Regions from separate parts of the Mus musculus genome. Here all the other regions are linked to region 1. A link is a loop called in an ENCODE intact Hi-C map of the cell type or tissue named here. Cell type or tissue: heart. All regions are shown on one strand. Each heading gives the region's core, and the rest is flanking DNA. Links, peaks and the distances in the headings are about the cores only.

Region 1 (7,577 bases), core at 1-5,000:
TGACTGACTAAAACTTCGACGACTGTGGAGAGTTATGGATAGTGCAGATCTGGGACCTAATTAATTTCATTAGTGTCTCCCACCTTTGGACCTAATATCATGCTACTACAAGCAAGAGTTAACATCCTGACAAACAGATAACCTTTTGGGGATGTACTAACAAAAAAACCCTAGTTTTCCACCAAGCAGAGGGGTCAGAGTGTTGTCAGAGAGCAGCCGGGGTCTACAGAAGAGTTACCCTCATCTTGCTGTAACCAGCCTCGCTGATGGTGCCATCAATCTATTTTTTAAATGCTTTGCTTTACTAATATCACTCTTTGTTCTGCTGCTCCACGAAACTGCATCCATACTGGAACTATGGAGATTGGGGAAACGTGAACCCATGTTGCTGGTCCAGTCAGTCAAAGTTGGCCGCAGCATCTGCTATCCTTTCTTCCCTCTGAGTGGAGAGCCGGAGATCCGTGTGGACAGTGGTTATGACAGGTGTTAATTTCCTGCCATGGTAAAACTAAAAGCTGGTCACATAAACACAAGAACAAAGAAAGCAGAGGCTAACTTAACTAATGGCTTACAGAGCCTGCCAAGAGCTTAAGAGCATTAACACCTGCAAGGTCTAAGGACAGACCTTGCCTTCTTGGGATAAAGGTCAGCAGAGAGTCGTGGTTAACAGCTAGAAAGGACGAGTAAAGATAGAGAAGGGTCTTTAAAGCATGGCCGCTTCCTTAATTGAGCAAGCTGTGCATAAAAGCCTGCGATCATCTCTTTGGTGAGCCAATGGGGCGTGCACAGCCAATGGAGAAAACCTGAGACACCGGCACCCTTCCCCACCCTCATCCAGCCACAGGCTCCCCAACTCTGGATTTCCCGTCCCTCATTCCGGAGGATAGGCCTGCCTTAATAAAAACAGTTTCACTCTGCCTCTGTCTTCTTTCTCTCTTGCATTTTGTCTTTCCCAGACAGTCAGTTGTTTTTTGCTTGTACCATGCAATGAACTCAGCTAACAGCAGAATTGCCATTACACCTGCAGCTCCCTGGCTAACCAACCTAGCTAAACGGGTAAACTCCAGGTTCGGGGAGAAAATCTGCCTTAGGGGAGAGGGGGGAAAGGTGGACAGTGACTGGAGGAAACACAGGCAACCTGTGGCCTGTCCTCATGAAGGAACATACAAACACAGACACACAGATAACACATTAAAGTCATCTCTGTAGGCTGGAGCTTAATTCCCACAGAACTACCTAAGAAGTATATGCACCATCTTTCAGAATTGTCTAAAACAACCCAGCCACAGCGGGCCTAAGTCTGTGCTAGCACTAGCAAACTCCAGGCAGGATAGGCTGCGCTAAACACGCGAGGAGTACAGGTCAAGTGTCTTTCTCCACCTTATTTGAGGCAGACTCTCACCGAACCAGAGGCTGGAGCCACCGGTTTCTGTTTCCACCTCTCAGAAGTGTGGTTTCAGACTTCCTTAGCTATGCAGGTTTTTCAACCTAGGTTCTGGAAATTCAAACGCAGGCACAGATGCTTGTATAGCAGGCACTTCACCCGCGGAGCCATCTCCGCAGCCCTTAGCATGCCTTTTAAATCATCTATTTTATCCAATGGTCTCCAAGTCCGGATTTAGAGCTTTTCCTCGGGAGAGCATCGCCTACAGGTTTAGTAAGCTACAAAATTTCTTATTCGAGATATATCCTACCAGGTTATTCATGAGAGCAAATAAAGGGCATAAACGAAGGAGGAACATTAATTTCTACAGGGTCTAATCATGGCCTCTGGACAGTCCGCCCAGGTTAAAGCATTAAGAACGGGAAATGAGAAGACAGTGAGCACTCAGGGCTCTCGAGGATCTTCCCACTCCGCAGCGCAAGGAGGAGGCAGGGTCGGCCTAGGCTGCACCCTCCGGCCCTGGCTCCCGCTGGCTCGCCGCTCTGGACTGTACCTGACAGGCGATCGACCTACGAAAGCCACACGCCATGCCTCCCTTTCCCGCACGCCCCGCCTCCGCGCCGGAAGTCGCCTCTGCTTCCGCCAGGGCGCGCGGAAGTGTGGAGTGCGCATGCACACGGGGCCGCGGACTATGGCCACCTCCTCCGTGTCTAAGGTACGTGGGGGTGGCGCTCGCCTCAGATTCGCGGTGCCTGTTTGGCAAGTCCGACGAGGTTTGATGGGCATCAGCTCTGGCTCCGCGGAGAACAGGACTCGGGCGGCTTTGCCCAGGTCCGGGTTCGAGGCAAGCTTTGCTCTGGGCAACTAGGCCATGGCGCCAAGGCTAGGAGAGCGGCTGCCCCCAGAATGTGCTGCGTCCTGCCGCTTCCCCCACTCTTCCCCCTCCATAAATTCACACTGTGCTTTAAGTTACCGAGATGCAGATGGAGGCAAAAATAGATTTCTGTTCCCAGAAATACTCATAAGCAGCTGATCTTGAATTGGCTCATTAGCAAGGAGAAAAGTTCTAAGAGAGGAGGGACGAACCAAGGTTTCTGGGAGACCGAGGAAATTCTTGGAGAAAGTGACAGTTTGGCTAAGGTCTGAAAAATAAGAATCTTGGCAAAATATAAAGCATTAGTTTGGGAGAGCAGAATAAGATGGTCTTTGCCTTAGAATGTAGAAATAAAAGAGCGTATTAAGTAAAAAGAGCAGTTTAACCCGTGAGTGGAGAGAGGAGCATTAGGAAAAACCAGAATAAAAATGTAATTCAGATGAGTGTTTTGAGGGGTTGTGGACTACTCGATGGCAAAGGAGTGCTAGTCAAATTGTAGTTTGTAAGAGGAGAAATCCTAGGCTTGTATTGCCCCCTAGGAGCCTGTGGCTACATCTGGAATTAAGATAACTTAAAATTAAGTTTACCATTAGCAACCATATTTCAAGAATATCAAACAGGGCAGCAGATGGAAAAGAAAGGTCTATTGGTCTGTGCTGCTATGCCTTGTAAAGTAAGACTTGACTCCTGTTCTAAGAACAGAAGGACACTCCTGAAGGAAGCTGAAATAACAGACTTCTGAAAGGTTTCGTAATTGGGGCTACAGGGGAACACTGAAGTGGGCTGTCTTCTTTTATAACAGGTCTGTTAGGGGTGATGTTAACATCAGAATCAGGCAGGCAGGCAAGCAGGCAGGCAGGCAGCAACACAGCAGAGCCAGTGAAGGGAACTCTGGCCCACGGGGCAGAGTGAGACCCCTTCAGTGTTTTTACGGGGTGAACCCGCTGGAGGACATTGAAATGCTCTCTGGTTTTGGCGCACAGCCCACTAGGTTGTTGCTGGAGGTAAGCAGCGAATGACTCCTCAGTTTGTGAAGTTTAGGTGATAGATATACACTTTTTCTAACTGGGCATTCCTGAGGGGAGATGGAGCAGGGAAGACAAGGATATAAAGGCAAGTCATTTTAGTCCAAGAAACGCAACTGCCGCTTAAAGAAATTGTCACAGTTCAACAGAAATGGAGACACTTTACACATGGTACGGTTCTGGCTGAGGGTTAAGACATTTGAGAAGTGTGTTAGTGATGAAAGGTAACGGTGCACCAGACATTTAATTTTGATTAAAATGGTCAATGACAAGCAGTACCCCCAAAGACTACATTTCAAAGAGAACAAACACTGTGGTTTAATTAATTTTTTGGAGGCATGTTCTCTCGATGTGCCTTTATCGGTTTGCAACTCTATATGTAGATCAGGCTGAACTTGAACTCTCCTGCCTTCCTGAGCCTGCCAAGTGCTAGGATTAAGGGTGTGCACCACCATACCCAGTTCCTAGTTAAAGACTTTTGTGGTTTTTTTAGCTTTATTCCTATTTTTATTTTTCCTTGGCTACAAAGTTCCAGATGTTTTGAGTGCCCTAACTCCTAATCCTGTTTGTTGCTTAAGACTTCATTGCGTTCTCTTTTCTGGTGGTGAATGTAACAATGTGGACTTTGTGCACACTACACAAAAGCTTTACCACAGCTGCTTCTCCAGCCCTTCCAGAGAAGGAGAATTTTTTTTTTTTTTCAAAAAGCCATCATTTCTATAAAACTTGGAGATGATAGTTTTTTCAGAAAAGCACTTTTCTTTTTGCCCTAATAGAAATATCTGTGTTGATAATCATGAAAGAAATATTATATAAATAAGAACCTTTAAGGACAATTTCCAGAATTCATGGAACTGCCAACGTTTTAATTTATTTTCCTCCTTAAACATATCAAGTATTGTTGGGGGTTTTTTTTGTCATATTTTTTGGCTGATGGTTAAGGTGGTTAGCCACATTACTGTTCATTAATGTTTGTTGCTTATATTCATATCCTTGTGCTAATATTTGTTATACTACTATCCATTCTATAACTGGCTGTAACGTGTATATGGAAAGAATGCAGTAATAAGCTTGTCATGCTACCATGCACTTGTTAGAAATACGTACAAGTAATTCATAGACCTTTACTAGTTGCAAATGTAAGACCATGAGGTACAGCTTAATTTGGAACATGTAACCCACGTGGCTACTTTATATTTTGCAAAGCTGTTTAACAGTAGTCTGAGATGATCTTTTTTTTTTGTCATATTTTACTTCTCGTAATATTTCATTTTCTTTTTTTTAAAGATTTATTTATTTATTATATGTAAGTACACTGTAGCTGTCTTCAGACACACCAGAAGAGGCCGTCAGATCTCATTACGGGTGGTTGTGAGCTACCATGTGGTTGCTGTGATTTGAACTCAGAACCTTTGGAAGAGCAGTCAGTGCTCTTATCCATTGAGCCATCTCGCCAGCCCAATCTTTCATTTTCTATATAAATAGAGGTCTTAAGAGACTGTCCATGAAATGTAACTTTCATTTTGGCAGAATACACTGCAGCTAAAAAATTAGGAGCTAAGTTTCAGTGGTCACAAATAATAATAGCAAACTTAATGTAGTTGGAAAATTACCAGGAAAATTACTTAGCAAGTATTTATTCATTCTGTGTACTGGTCACCTAATATATTTATTTATTAGTACATTATAAACATTGAGGAGGTGGTTATATATAAAATACATCTGTGCTGTAAGTGTGCTCACAAATTACCAGGAAGATAAAGCAAAGATGTTTGAGTCCTGAGATCTCAGGAGAAGCATTTCTGGCAAGAGAGTCCAGGAGGGTCTCCTGAGAAGACGAGGGCTTGGTTTATTTTGATTTGGTTTGGTTGTATAGCCAGGCTAGACACAAACTCATGTAAGGGATTTTCTGTCTCCACAGGTACTAAGATTGCAAGTGTCTAAACCATGCCTAGGTTTTCTAACTGTATAAAGCAGGCTAGCCTCAATCATAACAGTTCTCTTGTCTTGAGTGGATTACAGATGTGAGCGATGAGTTTTGAGCCAAACTGTAATGGATAAATGGAAAGGAGCTTATTAATTGAGAAAAGGTGTCAGATGAAACATCCTGGTTGTAGATACTTAGAGTTAATTAGGCAAAAAATCCTCTTGGAATGAGTGTTTTTAACTTAATCCATTTTAATGCACATCATTAATGTTTATGAAACTTGAACTTTAAAAAAAAAAAGGTCTATCTCTTACTTAGAATGGGTCCTAAAAAGTGTGAGAACTTATGATTGAGGAGGATGAAATTGATGAATTTTTCAAGACTATTCCACTTCTGTATTTCTATTCTTTCTTTTCTTTTTTTTAAAAAGATTTATTATTATACATACGTACACTGTAACTGTCTTCAGACGCACCAGAAGAGGGCATCAGATTTCATGGATGGTTGTGAGCCTGAGATTTGAACTCATGACCTTTGGAAGAGCTATATCTCCCACTCCAGTTCCCCTTTAAAGAACTTGCTTGTTGATAGAGTATGTGGGTAATTAAATCTGCCTGCTCTGTACCTAATTTGACTTTATGCTTTATTCCTCCTTCCCTCCCTTCTTTTTTAAACAGGGCTGCTTTGTGTTTAAACCAGACTTCAAAAAAAGAAAGGTCTTTGTGCCAATAGGTAAAGTATCCTAACATCCAATTTGTTTATTTTTCTTCCCCTAGATCTTTTTATTTCTTTTAAGATTTATTTATTTATTATATGTAAGTACACTGTAGCTGTCTTCAGACACCTCAGAAGAGGGCGTCAGATCTCATTACGGATGGTTGTGAGCAGCCATGTGGTTGCTGGAATTTGAACTCAGGACCTTTGGAAGAGCAGTCAGTGCTCTTAACTGCTGAGCCATCTCTCCAGCCCCCACCCCATCTTCTTAAACTTAAGTGATAATAAGTAACTTTCTTTAATGTTGGAGATGATTCAGTGTACCAGGAGTAGTTTAAAGAAAAGGTTATTCCTTCATTATATATGAAAGACACATACCATACAATGACATCTGAAACCACAATATAACAATATAGCAATATAATTATAACAAATAAATTTGGTAGTATATTAAAGCAATTATTATGTGCTGAACTGTTCTAAGCACTTTAGTTTGTTTAATCTCAGCTAACTGTGGGGAGTGTAGTATTATTTCCATTAATATATATGAGAATTCCTGACAATAGAAAGACTTCTCTCAGTCTTACAGTGCTGTAAACATCAGAGTGAGGATTTGAACCCATCCGCTGTGACTTTGACCCGTGCTCTAACCGTTGCTGTATGATACACTCTTTTAATGTGAGGCAAATGTTTACATAGAACTTTATATTGGGTTGCAGTGATAACATAAAGTTTATTTACAGTTTGTAATATCAACATGTCATGTGTACAGTATAATTTGAACATTGTTTTAGAACTGTTAATTTTTCTTTCATTGTGCTGGCTTAAGATTAATGTTTTATTCCAGACAAAAGTGTTTAGGAATTGACTGATTGAAAGAAATGGCATGAGGGAAATAAATCCCACTTTTTAGCAGTTACCTTCACCTTTAATATTTGAAGCAGTTTGATTGGAGAAGGGGTATGGTTTATGTTTTGCCCACCATATATCCCTGACTTGAAGATATGTAGATATATCCCTAAGCAAACACTGGTAAATTCTCCCACCTGATAGTGTATTATGGAAGACTGCACACGTAACAACACAGTTGGTAGAACTTGGTAAAAAATTGAGAAGAGAGCCTGGCAGCTGTGTGGCAGGGCTGAACATACACACTGACATAGAAGCTGAGCTGAGGGGGAAGCCTGGATAGCAGTGTCCATCTGCAGCTCTTCTCGCTGTTGCTCACTGTGACCTGACTTCAAGGACCGAGAGAAGTGATGCCCATAGGCTGGTGTCCTGCTGGTGCCTTCCCAGCTTCGAGGATCATCTTCACTGTGTACTTTGGCTGTGGCAACTCAACATGTGAACTCATGCCTTAGTTTGCTACTGAACATTTTATCACCATCCTACCCACCAATAGAATACAGTGACTTTTTTCTGTTTAAGGCAAACTTTTGCTTTATCTTTTACAATCTCTCTTTTTTTTTTTTTGCATCTTAATATAATAACTTTGCCATCTTGATATTTTAATGGCAAAACTAAGACACTTGTGAAAACTAAGTCAGCTCTTATAAGGAGGAACATGTATTCTAGATTACCAACAAAAGGCGTAGCACTTCCAATAGGATGCCGGAGTGAAAGTTCTGTCTTATAAAAAGAAGCAAACATTGG
Region 2 (7,735 bases), core at 945-5,944, 260 kb before region 1:
ATGTCTTTCTCCGGTAGACCTGGGCTGTCCACATGCTTCTAGAAAGCCAGGATAAATAAACGTTTGGCAGTCACTGGACTTGAGCTAATATTCTGTCAGCATTGAGGCTCAGTTTTAAAGTCCTCAATTTTGTGCTTATTTAAAGATTGCTCTGTTATATTTACACTTATTTGTGTCTGTGTGTATCTCTGTGCATGTGCCACAGCATGCAGAGGTGAGAGGGAAGCTTGCAGGAGTTAGTTCTTGTCTTAGTCAGGGTTTCTATTCCTGCACAAACATCATGACCAAGAAGCAAGTTGGGGAGGAAAGGGTTTATTCAGCTTACACTTCCACATTGCTGTTCATCACCAAGGAAGTTAGGACTGGAACTCAAGCAGGTGAGGAAGCAGAGGCCATGGAGGAATGTTACTTACTGGCTTGCTTCCCCTGTCCAGCTTAGCTTGCTTTCTTACAGAACCTAAGACTACCAGCCCAGGCTGGGCAGTGGTGGCACACACCTTTAATCCCAGCACTTGGGAGGCAGAGACAGATGGATTTCTGAGTTTGAGGCTAGCCTGGTCTACAGAGTGAGTTCCAGGACAGCCAGGGCTACACAGAGAAACCCTGTCTGGAAAAACCAAGAAAGGGGAAAAAAAAAGACTACCAGCCCAGGGATGGTACCACCCACAGTGGCCTAGGCCCTTCCTGCTTGATCACTAATTGAGAAAATGCCTTACAGCTGGATCTCATGGAGGCATTTCCTTAAGGGAGGCTCCTTTCTCTGTGATAACTCCAGCTTGTGTTGAGTTGACACACAAAACCAGCCAGTACAATTGACCTCTCGACTTGGCACAAACACATCACTATTAAGCTTCAACTCTTACTTTCTTATTCATCCCCAGATCTAAATAACTTTAAAAGTCCCACAGTCTTTACAAATCTTTACATATTAAAATTTCCATCCCTTTAAAATATCAATTCTCTTTTTAAAATCAAAGTCATTTTACAATTCAAAGTCTCTTAACTGTGGGCTCCACTAAAATACTTTCTTCCTTCAGGAGGGAAAAATATCAGGGTACAGTCACAATCAAAAGCAAAATCAAATTCTAACTCCAATGTCTGGGATCCACTCAGGATCTTCTGAGGGCTGTGGTCACTTCTCTACCTCTGCAGTCTGTAGCACTCTAAGCTAGGGTGGATCCACTCCACAGACGTTACTGTTCTTGGTGATCATCCCATGGTACTGGCATCTCCAATACATTGGGGTCTTCTGCTGCAACTAGGCCTCACTAACAGCCACTTATAGGCTCTCTTCATGGTGCCAAGCCTCAACTCTTTTTGTATGGCCTTTTCAGTCTTGGGCCATCAATTGCAACTGAGGCTGCACCTTCCCCAATGGCCTTCCATGACCTCTCACAGTGCTGAGCCTCAGCTGCTCTTCAGGACCCCTTCATGCCTTCAAAATCTGTACCACCTGGGTGACTCTTACACATTACCAAGTCCCGCTGCAGCAGGAGTACAACCTTGGCTATCTCTGGAACACAGCCTCTGTGCTTTCAGGAAACACTTGCCAGAAGATTTCATCTCAGTGATGCTGGTCTCTTCTTAATAATCACTGCTAATTTCTTAGCTCCAGCTAACCAACATCAATGAGTAACACAAAGGTTTCATTTTAGTAGTTTTGGTATTTTGTTAATCACAGCTGATTCTTCATTCTTAGCTAACCAAAACCACAGAATCTTTACAATCCAAACAGCAACAGCCCTGATAAGAGTCTGTAAGCATCACTCTGAAATTTCATAAAACAGGCCTCCACCTTCAGCACTGTTCTCAACATTATCTTCCAAGCTCCTACAGAACATCCCACAGAGCTCTTAACATCCCAATGGCTCTTCTGGCTCAAAGTTCCAAAGTCTTTCCACAGTCCCCCCCAAAACATGGTCAGGTTGTCATAGGAATACCTCATGCTGGTACTAATTTGTCCATCATGACCAAGAAGCAAATTGGGGAGGAAAGGGTTTATTCAGCTTACACTTCCACATTGCTGTTCATCACCAAAGGAAGTCAGGACTGGAACTCAAGCAGGGCAGGAAGCGGGAGCTGATGCAGAGGCCATGGAGGGATGTTACTTACTGGCTTGCTTCCCCTGCCTTGCTCAGTTTGCTTTCTTATAGAACCAAGACTACCAGCCAAGGGATGGCACCACCCATAATGGGCTAGGCCCTCCCCTCTTGATCACCAATTGAGAAAATGCCCCACAGCTGGCTCTCTTGGAGGACATTTCATTTCCTTTCTCTCTGATAACTCCAGCTGTGTCAAGTTGACACACAAAACCAGCCAGCACTGTTCTACCTTGCGGATCCCATGAATCAAACTCAGGCCTTTACTGACTGAACTATCTTCCTAGCCCGAGTTTTATTTATATATTATTTTAAAATACTTTTTTTTTTTTGGTTTGTTTTTTTCGAGACAGGGTTTCTGTGTAGCCCTGGCTCACTTTGTAGACCAGGCTGGCCTCGAACTCAGAAATCTACCTGCCTCTGCCTCCCGAGTGCTGGATTAAAGGCGTGTGCCACCACTGCCCGGCTTTAAAAATACTTTTAAAGGTTTCTTTTTATTTTATGTATGTGGTAATCTGCCTGCATTTACATCTGCATCATGTGTACAGCGTCCTCAGAAGCCTGAAAGAGTGTCAATCCTTTGAACCTCTTGGATGGCTCTTCAGCCACCATGGCCAGCAGAACAACAAGCAGAGGAAGCAAGAGGTTGTATGGTTCAGCAGTTCTAAATAGTGGGTGTTGGTTTGAACTTCAGGACTGGCCTCTAGTTGTTTATTTTAGACATACTTAAGCACAGCAAAGTTTGGCAAAAGGTTTCCTGGTGGTACTTGATTCAATCCCATGTGCACAATGAAGTTTAAGACTGCATCTAAAGCCGGGCAGTGGTGGCGCACGCCTTTAATCCCAGCACTCAGGAGGCAGAGGCAGGCGGATTTCTGAGTTCGAGGCCAGCCAGGGCTATACAGAGAAATCCTATCTCGAAAAACCAAAAAAAACAAAACAAAACAAAAAAAACAAACAACTGCATCTAAACTCTTTGTACTTAGGAAACCTTTCATAAAGATAGGTGGTATAAATTGACAGACTCTCAGTAAGAGGCGTGGTCACCAGGCTATTACCCACTTCCACTGGAAGCCTTCAGGTCAGAGAAGAGGGTTATGAATTGCTTCCTTTATGGAACAACCCTGTGGGTTTGACATTCCTGGTTCCTTAGTGCTTGTCTGTGATCATAAGGTCCTCCTTGCTTTCCATAGGACCTGGAGCTACAGGCAGCAAGGTGCTGGGAACCTACCTCAACCAACATGTGCTTATGCACTGAACCCATCTCTCCAGCCCTACCTACCTTTAGTATTATTATATGTCTCTGCGTGTGTATATAAATGCAGTGGAGGTCTGAGTATTGCTTTCCAGATTGGACTGTTCTTCCACAGTGGGGTCCAGGATCAGTTTCAGATTGTCAGGTTTGTGTGACAAGCATCTTTACTTGTAGAGCCATTCCTACAGCTCTGTGTTTGAAGGTTAAGCCAGGTGCCTACATTCTGGAATCTGAGGCAGAAAAAGATTGCTGAGTTCTAGGCCAGCCTGGGGAACCTGTCTCTGAATAACACCACCACCAAAAACCCCAGTAACACTAAACCAATTACCATTTTTCTCTTCCCTCCTCCCCTTTTTAAACAAAGCAAAGCAAAACAAAACTCAGTCTCAGAGTGACACAGGCTGCCTTGGTCTTCCTGCCTCAGCCTAAGTGCTGCAATTATAGTTAAGCATAGACCATCGTGGGTGGGCTCCATTGTTTTCCTTCCTTCCTGTCTTCTCTCAAGGTACATATCTTTTGGATACTATGTTACTGTTGTGCTTATATAATGAATCGGGGTAATTGACATCTCTATCATCTCAATACATCAATAATTTCTTTTTTTTTTTTTTTAAAGATTTATTTATTATTATATGTAAGTACACTGTAGCTGCTTCAGACACACCAGAAGAGGGAGTCAGATCTTGTTACGGATGGTTATGAGCCACCATGTGGTTGCTGGGATTTGAACTCTGGACCTTTGGAAGAGCAGTCGGGTGCTCTTACCCACTGAGCCATCTCACCAGCCCCGTCAATAATTTCTTTATAGTGAAGTCATTCTATATCCCTGATTCTAGCTAGCTATTTTGAAAAACACATTACACTATTCTTTTTTTTTTTCTTTCTTTCTTTCTTTCTTTCTTTCTTCTTTCTTCTTTCTTTTTTTTTTTTTTTTTTTGTTTTTTTCGAGACAGGGTTTCTCTGTGTAGCCCTGGCTGTCCTGGAACTCACTTTGTAGACTAGGCTGGCCTCGAACTCAGAAATCTGCCTGCCTCTGCCTCCTGAGTGCTGGATTCAAAGGTGTGCGCCACCACATTATACTATTCTTATTACTCTAGTGTGTAATAGGGCATCCTATTCTTTTTTTTTTTTTTTTTTTTTTCAAGACAGGGTTTCTCTGTGTAGCCCTGGCTGTCCTGGAACTCACTCTGTAGACCAGGCTGGCCTCGAACTCAGAAATCCTCCTGTCTCTGCCTCCTGAGTGCTGGGATCAAAGGTGTGCGCCACCACGCCCAGCGGGCATCCTATTCTTAATTGTAGCTTTGTACTATTAAGTTCTGTTTGTCTGCTCTTTCTGAAGTCTCTGGTTGCACAGTTTTGGTTCTGTTTATGGCTGAGCGTACTTGTTTTGTGTTTCTGTGTTGGGTCATTTAACTAAACTTCATGTCTTCCAGTTTAGTCCGTGTTTTTGTAGGTGACAGACAGTATTTCACTCTTTGATTGACGAACAGAATTCCATGGTGCATGGTGCTCACATTGACGAGCACTTGGTTACTTTCCTACCTTGCTTGTTTTGAAGTCTTCACTGATCCGACGTGGACGGCGTCTCTTCCACTTACTGATTTCATTTCCTTTGAATGAGGACCCAGCAGTGAGGTTTTTGGCTATTATGGGGTATTTGTTTTTAATTTTATCTTTTTGGTAATAGCCATGGACTGGGGTGAGGTGCTTCCATGGTGCTATTCTTACTTATTTATTTTTCATGTGAACCCAGGCAGGACCTTACAGAAGCTAAGTAACCATTCCCAATCAGCTAGCCTCGTTTCCAGCCTTCTCGTTGTGGGTTTAATTGGTTAGTGGAGCTTAGGACTTTTAAAATGTGTGTGTGTGTGTGTGTGTGTGTGTGTGTCTTCATCCATTCTTCTGAGAACATTCTATTAGGTTTTTTGATAATTAATGAGTTAGATTTTTTTTTTGAATTTTTTGTTTGTTTGGATTGCTTATATTCTGGATATAAACCCCTTGTTAGAAGTACAGTTTGTAAAACCCCTTTTTCTTCCATTCAGAAGGTTCTCTTTATCTTGTTTCTTTCTGCAGAGGTCTGCAGAGGCTTTCAGCTGGATGTAACACCAGCTACCTATTTTTGCTTTTAGGGTTATGTCCAAAAAGCCCTTACCCAGTCTTTTTTCTTGTAGTAGTCTTATAGTTTATGCTGAAGTCTTTAATCTGTTTTGAGTTGTTTTATATATAGCGAGAGAAAGCATTTCAGCTTGATTTTTCTCTTTATGGATGTTGGCTTTTCCCAGTTCCCTAACTGAAGGCAGTATTCAAACGTAACTTCTTTTCTTGGCACCTTGTGGAACATTAGTTAGCTGTAGATGTGTGAGCTAAAAATGAATTTGTTTAAATTTTGAATTTTTACCTCAGTAAGAGTTGGGCTGGAGAATACAGTGAACATACCAAACTAGAAATTGCTTATAAGGATAGCAATTTCTAATTGACACTGAAGGCCCTGGCCTCTGTGTCATCCTTCTTTCCTGCTATGCAAGTGAAGAGAAAACATAGCTTCAAGTTCCCCTTTTGGGAGAAGTGCCAAGTAGTAGAACATGGTGCAAGAGAACCTGTTGTAGATCTTTAATTGTCCTGTTATTTGAAAGTTAGTGTAAATGTATTTTTATGTAGCTGTAACATTTAATTGTATCACAGAGTTTCTTAACGTCTGCTTACAGTGCCATCACAAGACTCCTCAGGGACAGCCTCTTCCATTGTTTCAGAATAGTTTCTCTAGTTACTAATGTAAAACCTGGCTGGCTCCATGGGACATTTTGAATGGTTTTACTCTGCTGAGGTAGTACTGACTGTACTTTCATTGACTACTTACTATTGTGGGTGACCACGATTCCTGGTTCAAGTACCTTACAGTCTCTAGAAGACAGAAAGGTAATTTTGAATGTGATTTGTATTTTTTATTTCTAAGATGAATACAGTATAACGGAAAGTTATTTGTTTAGGAATTTAAATAGAAACATTCCAGCAGGGTTCTTAAAGGCACTTTAAGATAATTATTCATTAAAAAAGAAGCCGATTTAATAGTTGAAGAATGGCTTGCTTGGGTATAATGTTTGTTAACAATGTACACTGGGCTGGTTGACTGGTTGATTGTGACTTTTTCAAGATTTTATCTGTTTTTACACATTTTACTTGTTTTGACTGTGCTGGGAATTGAACCCTAGGAGTTGATGTTAGCTAGGCACGTGATTTACCACTGAGCTACACCCCCCCAACCTACTAGGCTCTGTTTTAAAGGTTACATTAGAGTTTTTAAACTGTGTCATTCACACACACACACACACACACACACACTCTCATCCTTCTAATAATGACTTGGTTTGTGATAGTGCCATTTAGTCTTTTTTTTTTTTTTTTTCTTTTTTTCTTTTCTTTTTTGGTTTTTCGAGACAGGGTTTCTCTGTATAGCCCTGGCTGTCCTGGAACTCACTTTGTAGACCAGGCTGGCCTCGAACTCAGAAATCTGCCTGCCTCTGCCTCCCAAGTGCTGGGATCAAAGGCGTGCCACCACCGCCTGGTACCATTTAGTCTTAAAAGCTTGGGCTCTGAATTCCTGAAGTAGCTGGAGGAGTCCTGTCCTTGGATATTTGTTCTCTTCCCAGAAAAGGGCTGTGCTGTTGAGGAACAGTGAGTGGGAGGAGTTTTTACATTTAGATAACTAAGTCACAGCAGCATAGCCAGCTAGAAACTGGTTTGGGTAAAAGCGCTTGAATTTAAATGTAGTTTATACTGAGCATCAGAGTTAACAGACCTCCTACTTTTTTAGCACAGTTGCAAGCAGTTCCTTAACAGCTGTTTACAGCTGTCTGCCACTGGGTCTCAGCCACTTGACTATGCTAAGTGTGAAACAGCTCTACAGCCTGGAGACCTAGCAGGGGTCCAATGAAAATTACATAGTAAATTAAAAAAAAAGATCTGGGGCCTGGAGTGGTGGCACTCACTGAGGAGGCTGAGCAGTGGCATGATTGCTGTAACTTTGAGGCCAGCCTGGGCTGCATGGTAAGACATCCCCCCTCCCCATCTGACATAATTGAAATTCTGAACTTTTCTTTTTCCTTTCTTCTTTTGAAATAGTCTCACTCTGTAGCTCTTGTCTGGCTAGAACTTGCTGTGTCGACCAGGTTGACCTCAGCCTCACAGATATCTCCTGCCTATGCCTCTCAACCACTGGTTTAAATTCTGAACTTGGCTGTTCTGGAACTCAGTCTTTAGATGAACTCTGACACACCTCCGACCCCTGCCTCCAAGTACTGGGATGAAAGGAGAAGGAAGCATTTAAGCCAGGCGTTGTGGCTTGTGCCTGTGATCCCAGCACTCCCGAGTAGAGGGATGA
Region 3 (7,735 bases), core at 945-5,944, 160 kb before region 1:
AAATGTTTGAGTAGTGATAGTAACGTAACTTTTATCTGTGAGTTTATCAATATTCTACTTCCTTCTGGAAGAAACTGTGGAGAATTCAATCTCCATGGATGAGGTACAGAGCGGTCCTTGTTGCTTGAGGGGTAGTGGTAAAAGATTTGTCAGTCTAAAATGAAACCAAACTGAGCCTCTTCCAGAGGGCACAGCTCTCTGGGGTTCTGTTTGATTGTGAGGTATTACCTCTCTCGATTGTAATCTCTTCACTGTGAATTTTTAGCAACTGCTGTTACTAACAAGAAAAGCACATTGCTTATCACCAGGTTATTTTATTTAACTCCGCACTTTCACAGCTTGGCTGTGAGTAAAAACATTTACTCTATAAATAGCCTTGCCTTTAACACTGTCTGTCTTAGTCCAACATCCATGTTACTTAAGGGAAGCGTCCAAGTTTTCAAATGAAAGGAGGAAGAGGAGAAGAGGTGGGGGAGATGGGGTGCAGAAGATCAAGGGCGAAGGTGATGTGTTTGAACTTGAGACTTTCCAGAGGGTTTGTGGCTGGTGGTGGGTGGGTGTTTCTTTTTTAGAGGCATCATTGAACACTTTTCAGAATGCTGTTATACTTCATCAAACATTGTGTGGCTCAGCGGCTCAGTTTCTTGTTTAACGCCCTAAAATGATAGAGTTTAAAGCAAGTAAATGGAGATTCTAATCTTCCCAAAAGCTCCTGTTCTTTTTTCGAGTCTCAGGAAATACCTTCTCAGAACAAATGCCATCGCATTACAATAAAACTGCCCAGTCAACCGTCTTTGCAATGATGTTAGAAGTATGTTTCAGGTTCCAGAAATCACCACTGCAACTGAAGTGCCTGGACCAGGCAAACTTTATTCTTCATTGAGAGGAGAGGTGCACTTGCTTTTTATCAGAACCCAGGTGAGTCTTTCCCCAACTAATGGGGTCCAACCTCATAATCTCTTTCAACTGTGTAGTCTGAAAAGAATTGGCACATGGGAAATAAAGAAGTCTCAAAACATTTGCATAAAAGTCTTAAAAGGTTGGGGGAGATAAAAGATTTTACTTCTTTGTCCTGAGTCCTAAACACAAGTTTTATAGTATTTGATAAAAACAGTTCATATTTTGTATTTCTTTCAATGATCACACATCATAAAGATTTGTGATTAGATCTTTCTTATTTAACCCCAGCCATGAGAAACTGTTGCTTGATCTGTTTTACTGAAAGCTTTTATAGTGTTAAAAGTTGGAATTCTCGGGCTGGTGAGATGGCTCAGTGGGTAAGAGCACCCGACTGCTCTTCCAAAGGTCTGGAGTTCAAATCCCAGCAACCACATGGTGGCTCACAACCATCCGTAACGAGATCTGACGCCCTCTTCTGGTGTGTCTGAAGACAGCTACAGTGTACTTACATATAATAAATAAATAAATCTTTAAAAAAAAAATAAAATAAAAAAAAAAGTTGGAATTCTCAGTTATTTTTAAAAGACTGTAAAACCATTAACCAAAGGTCATATAAAGAGAATTGACAATTTGTTATAAGTGCTAGAACAGAAAATGAAATATTGACTGAGTTTATCTATACAAAGCTTCACTAATAACTTAAGTTATGGTTTTTAACTCTCCATGAACCTGTGTAGCTGTGGCAGGTGACGAATGTTTAGCCAGATAATTACTACTAATGGATATGCATGTAAACATTCTCTGTTGTAAACTTATTCGATTTATGGTTTGAATTTTGTGTAAACTTGTGCTGAACTTTTTACCATGGGATCATGTATTCTGAAAGATGTAAATAAGTGCTGAGGATAAAGAGAAGGGAGCAGTTCTCCTTGTCTCACTTCTCTTAGCAATTCTCTTTGTCCCACTTTTTTACATCCTGCCTTTTTCCTAGATCCCTTACCCACCTACCCCCCTTTTTACAAGCCTGTTTCCCCCTTTTTCTCAGAAAGCTTTCATCGGAAACTTTTTACAACTTAGAAATAAATGCTCAAATCACTTTCCAAAGTGTCCCTTTTTTCTTCCTGTGACTTCAACTAGCAGGATGAAAGTTAAAGCTGTGCAGTTCCTGCTGGAGATAGAACAAAGGCCACTTTACTTAATCTCCTCCTGTTTTAGGATGAGGTGCAAAACAGTTGCTCACCTCAGAAGATCTCAGAAGGCAGGTTAGCTACTGAAGCACAGTGACTTATAATTGAGATAGGAAAACGTATTATTATTATATAGTAACCCTAAGTGCCTTCTAAGACCAAATCTTATCACTGCTAATGCTCAAGGAGAGCCAGAACATGAAAGAAGATCTTCCAGGGCTGGCCCTGGGCAGGTTCACAATTGTCTTTAACTCTAGTTCAGGAATTCCATGCCCTCTTCTGCCTCCAAAGGCATCAGATAGAAAACTCACGCATAGACATATATAAACAACATATATATATATATATATATGATACTACCCGAAATAAATCACAAGGACTGTTAATCCCACAAGGCAAGAATAAGACTACTATCACAATTTTTGAGCTAAGCAGGCTTTATTAAATACTGGCCAGGACAAGGGACACTGCCCAAGGCCATATCCAGGAATCCCAGAGTAACAAATTACATTAGTCAGAAGCGTATACAATCAAAACTGACAAGGCTATATACATCCCACTTTTATGTAATCAGGGGCAAGTATACATCCTGACATATTTCCTGCCTACACCTCCCACCTATGTGTGCACATCCTGTGCAGCTGAGACAACCAGCCTTGTTTACAGAAGTGAAAACAAGTGGCTTGTTGTCTTACAGGAGCAACAGCTCCCAGCATTCCAAGAAGCTATCTGTTCTTGCCAAGAGGGGCTTACAGTTTAGAGACATTTCTGTTTTATGCCTAAAGCACACAATAATTTAAACTTAAAATATACCTTTAGCCTTCACAGGACAACTCAGGAGTCAGGATGGGAGGCCATAGAAAAGAGAGAGTAGGATTGGTTTTGAAAATTACCACAAACAATGTTCACATTTGTCAACTGATAATCCATTAATTATATCATATACTTTGGCTTGATGTCCTCGTAAAATAAGGCTAGGACTTATATTACTTAAAAAAAAAAAACCCGTGTTTGAGAAAATACTGATAATGTATGATTTTTGAAATTAAATATAAGCGAACTATTAATATCTATGTGAAAAACAAAATCGTCAGTGCTATCAGAGATCCCGTGAGAAGTCTCTTTAACCCCTGGAGATCTAATTTGGGAAACTCTGATTAGTAATCTCTGATCAATTTGAATGTGTTTTTTTTTTTTTTTTTTTACACAAGTGATGGTAGATGATCCCTGTCTCAGAACGGCTAGACTGACCACAGTCCCGGTTCTAAAGACTCGAACCCTTCACCACCACATGTAAAACTTCTAATTCCAGTCCCTTTTCTCTTAAAGCTCTTCTGCCACACCACTGCTCAACTAAAAGCACCCTATAAAGCCCCAGACTCCTTTTTGGCGATACTGCACTTCCTTCTCTTGGAGGCAGCTGGATTCTAGCCTGAATCTTTCCATTTCCATTAAGTGCCATTAGGTCCCATTTCCAATTCTGGATATCTCTTTATATAAATATACATGAAACCCACGAAACGAAAGCTTATTTGAATGTGAGAGGCTGAAAGTCAAAGGCCCCAAGAAATCAAACCAGACTGCTCATCTGGGTTCCAAAGCCAAGGGCTCCTGCAGTTCCAATGCCAGGGCTCGGCCCGGACCCCTGCTCTACGGCCTCCGGAGCATAGATGGCGCTGTGGTGCGGCTCTTAGAGCCCCGGCGGGAACGCGCACTGGTTGGGCGCGCACCGGGCGAACCGGAAGGAAAGTCCAGCAGCGGGCGTTCGCACGGGACGCCGGAAGTCTCTGAGCCTGGCGGCGTCCGAGCTGAAGCTTCCCCGGCTTCCCAATTGCCCAAGGTCAGGCTCCGCCAGCCCTCGAAGGGGAGGGTTGTGGTTTGCAGAAGATGCTAGGGTAGGTTGCCGGGAAGCCTGCCCGCCGACCACACAAGTTTTCACACTTGTTTATGAAGATTTATACTGAGCTCCGTAGGAGCCTGGGTATCTGACCGCGGTCTGAAAAGCTTTACAGCCTTCAGGTCCTTGCCACAGTGACACTCTTTCCCCAATCCATGAGTGGGGTAAATTACGAGGTGGAAAGTGGGTTTTGTGTGTGGTGTTTTTCTTTTTTCACTTTAAAGTTATATTTTACAGTAAAAACGATAGAGTTTATTTTTTAAAATCTAAGCGATCTCATTTCCCCACTGTGAGACAGGGGGCTGGCTGTCTTGGAACTCGTTCTGTAGACAAAGCTGGCCTGGAGCTCAGAGAGATCCGCCTGCCTCTGCCTCTCTAGTGCTGGGCTTATCTTAGGGTCCTGCGTCTGGTAGTACTTTATAAATGCAAAACACTTTCCTCAAAAATCAGTTTTGGAAAAAGATGCTGATGGAATAGGAGTCCACTACAATGGGAAGAATTGGATTATCCTACCCTAGTAGTGAAAAGGCATCGAAGGTAGGAAGGTTGCACACTATCTGTAGGATGACCGCTATTTTGTTAACATCTTTCCTTTTAAGAATGTTAACAATGTTAAATACACATCTGTAATATTGCAGTGTATAATATCATTCCTTTTATTAAGGTGGAATCAGAGTTGTCACTTACTCAAAAAAAAAAAAAAAAATTCCTTTAGAAGCACCAGAGTTGAGATTAAGCTTACTTAGTTCCCTCAAGCTATAAAGCCCTGATTCTTTCTCAAAGTTTCTCATATTAATCTAAACTATTGAAGGTGTCCTACTCCGGACTTTTACTTTCTTAAGCACTAAAAGAGTATAGTATGTGAAACATAATAACAAGAGTATCTATACTATCGTTGAATGTTTGGTCCATTTGAGGCAGTTCTCTATATATTTGAAAATAGAGTGCTTTTCCTAAACCAGTTCTCATTGTTTATATCTTCATACTTCCCCATACAATATAATATAGGTAGCTATGCCAATCTTGTTCTAGTGAATTTGGTGTGTACAGACACGGATAGTTCATTCGTTCACATGCACACATGTGCAGTATGTGTGTAGAAGCCAGAGGTCAGCCTGATGATGTTCCTCAAGGGCCACGTACCTTGTTTTCTGAGACAGAGTTTCTCACTGGGACCTGGGACTTACTGATCCCAAAGGGCTGACTGGTCAGAGAGCCCCAGAGATGAGCCTGCCTCCCCCACCCCAGCACTGGGAGTTTTATGGACATACCACAGCCTGGGTTTTATATGATGCTGGGGATTGATGCAGGCCCTCAGCACTGCTAATTAGTAACAATATATCGTCTGACAGTTATCAAGTGTTTATATAATGAGCTTCAGTGTTTTCTCCCTCATTGCCCACGAGTCCACCAGTCCAACCTCTTCTTCCCAACAGGCCCCTCTTTCCTCCCTCCCCCCTAACCTCCCTGTGTGCATAAAGTTATCTACCAGAGCAAGAACAGTTTATCAATGGGTATACCACTGAGGGAGATGGCACGTTCTCACTAGTTAACTGCTAATAGTTCCTCAGGGAGGAGTGGGGTCTGGTGCTTATTTTGTGTGAATAAGTATTTGTCTGTGTGTGTATATATATGCACCATGTGCGTGTCTGGTACCCATGGAGGCCAGGAGAGAGCATTGGACCCCTGGAACTAGAATTGCAGGCAGTTGTAGCCACCATGTGGGCTCTGGGAACTGTCCCTAGTCTTCTACAAGGGAAACAAGTATTTTTAACTGCTAGGCTGTCTCTTTAGCCTAACTAGTAAGTTTTCAAGTGTTGCTTCTCAAATATATTGTGGATCATCCCTCTAAATATTAATTTTGGTACAGTAGAGGAGGAAACACATACACACATTAAAAGATGGCTAGCCCTGACTTTGTTTGGACTTCTATATTGTGTCATGATTTCATAGACCTGCTCTTTTGTCTTGAGGTATACCCTTTCCCCGCACAAGGAAGAAAGGCAGAGCAAAATAAAAAACATCCTATTATAGAGCAACATATGACATAAGTGTAGCTTATCATTTTAAACAAGTATGAGAAATTCTGTTCGTGGCATGCCCGCTCATGTTCTTGATCATTAGTAGATAAGAAAGAAGTGTGATGGGAAAGGAAGACAGAAATACAGGCGCTTGGACAGATCGTACAGCTGACAGGGAGAGATAGCTCAGCGGTTAAGAGTACTGACTGCTCTTCCAGAGGTCCTGAGTTCAAATGCCAGCAACCAGATGGTGGCTCACAACCATCCGGAATGAGGTCTGATGCCCTCTTCTGGTCTGAAGACAGCTACAGTGTACTTACATATAATAATAAAATAAATCTTGAGGCCAGAGCGAGCAGGGTTGGAGCCAGCAGGGATCCTGAGTTCAATTCTCAGCAACCATATGATGGCTCACAACCATCTGTACAGCTACAGTGTACTCATATACATAAAATAAATAAATCTTAAAAAAATATTTTGCAAACAGATGCACATGGGTTAATCACCAAATTATTTAAGAGTAGTGCAAAGACAGTGTCCCATCATCCCCACTGTAGTGTGTAGCCTTTAACACAAGAAAGGTACAACTAGAGGTTGGCTAACTGTATGCAAATGAATAAGAGCAAGCTACCTCAGTGACAGATGGCAACAACAAAAGGGCAGAAGCTGAAGAGAGCGAAGGGAATATTTAGGATGTTCAAATGGAAGCTCACCTGAAGGTATCATTTCATTCAAGTGGTAGTGTCAGGATAAGTTATTGCTGTGCCTTGAACTTGTGGTTAGTTCTGCAGCTTTTCAGAATGGAACTTAGGTTTAGTTCTAGACTCCTTGAAAAGAGCCAGTGAACTTCTCCTTCTAGATTACAAGTTCACTCGTTGCAGTTGCAGTTTGTTTTCTCACACAGTACTTACTGGTAATTTAGATGTGAAGAAAGAACCAAGACTACATTCTTCCTACACATGCAAAGTTCTGTGGAGCAAAGAGACAGACAAGGACTTTCTCTTATATGAAAAGCTTTTGTTCTTTCTTTCTAAGATTTATTTCATTATTTATTATATATTAAATATTTATTTTATGTATGTGTGTATTTATTTTATATATTATTTTATACATTGTTGCTGTCTTCAGACACACCAGAAGAGGGCATCGGATCTCATTACAACTATGTGGTTGCTGGGAATTGAATTCAAGACCTCTGGAAGAGCAGTCAGTGCTCTTAAACTCTCCTCTTTGATCTTTTGTTGTTGTTGTTGTTTTGTTTTGTTTTTGTTTTTAATAGCAAGCTTCAAATCAAAGTTTAATTCACACAATAAAAATTCACTTTTCAAACCAGGTAGGGGAAAACTCAAATTTTAGAGGAGGAAAAAAAATGAGCGCTTATACAACCATTCACATGGTTGCTGAGATCCAGTGGTCAATAAAGTCATCTGTATAGGAAATGGTAGAAAGCAGGGATGGTTCCTGTGAGAGCTTCAAGCTTCATCTACAGGAAGACAGCACTCAGTGGGAGTATTTGAATAGGTTCTGCCCTCAGTTGCTGACCATCACTGGTGTCCCAAATTAAGGATCTAAAGTGGTGGCTCTCACCCGTCCTAGTGCAGTTCCTCATGTTGTGGTGACCCTCCGCCATACAATTATTTTTGTTACTACTTCATAACTGTAACTTTGCTACTGTTGTGAATCATAATATAAATATCAGTGCTTTCTAATGGTCTCAACAACCTCTGTGA

The links. Peaks named below come from ENCODE experiments on the same cell type or tissue, not always from the same donor. Only the 100,000 strongest peaks of a DNase experiment are listed, where the experiment ranks them.
Region 2: it touches region 1 in a loop (4-fold over the local background); 3 of 42 quality-filtered maps call a loop at or near these places.
Region 3: it touches region 1 in a loop (4-fold over the local background); 2 of 42 quality-filtered maps call a loop at or near these places.

The regions. Positions count from the first base shown.
Region 1 is chr4:34,609,387-34,616,963 of GRCm38, reverse strand. Orc3 (origin recognition complex, subunit 3) reads left to right here and starts at 2,022. Exons shown (of 20, transcript NM_015824.4): 1 at 2,022-2,099; 2 at 5,888-5,942. The coding sequence starts at 2,055. Rars2 (arginyl-tRNA synthetase 2, mitochondrial) reads right to left here and starts at 2,007. Exons shown (of 20, transcript NM_181406.4): 1 at 1,938-2,007. The coding sequence starts at 1,973. In heart, for the core only: a CTCF peak has its summit at 2,041; a DNase peak (open chromatin) is centred at 2,033; H3K4me3 peaks cover 2,773 bases; H3K27ac peaks cover 2,481 bases.
Region 2 is chr4:34,872,603-34,880,337 of GRCm38, reverse strand. The region is part of intron 1 of Zfp292 (zinc finger protein 292); the gene reads left to right. Among named protein-coding and RNA genes, the nearest start is that of Zfp292, 6.5 kb to the left of the region's middle. In heart, for the core only: no CTCF peak of the experiment used is centred there; no DNase peak of the experiment used is centred there.
Region 3 is chr4:34,774,471-34,782,205 of GRCm38, reverse strand. It overlaps Smim8 (small integral membrane protein 8), which reads left to right and starts at 3,840. Exons shown (of 3, transcript NM_001330757.1): 1 at 3,840-3,927. In heart, for the core only: a CTCF peak has its summit at 3,743; a DNase peak (open chromatin) is centred at 3,805; H3K4me3 peaks cover 1,251 bases; H3K27ac peaks cover 900 bases.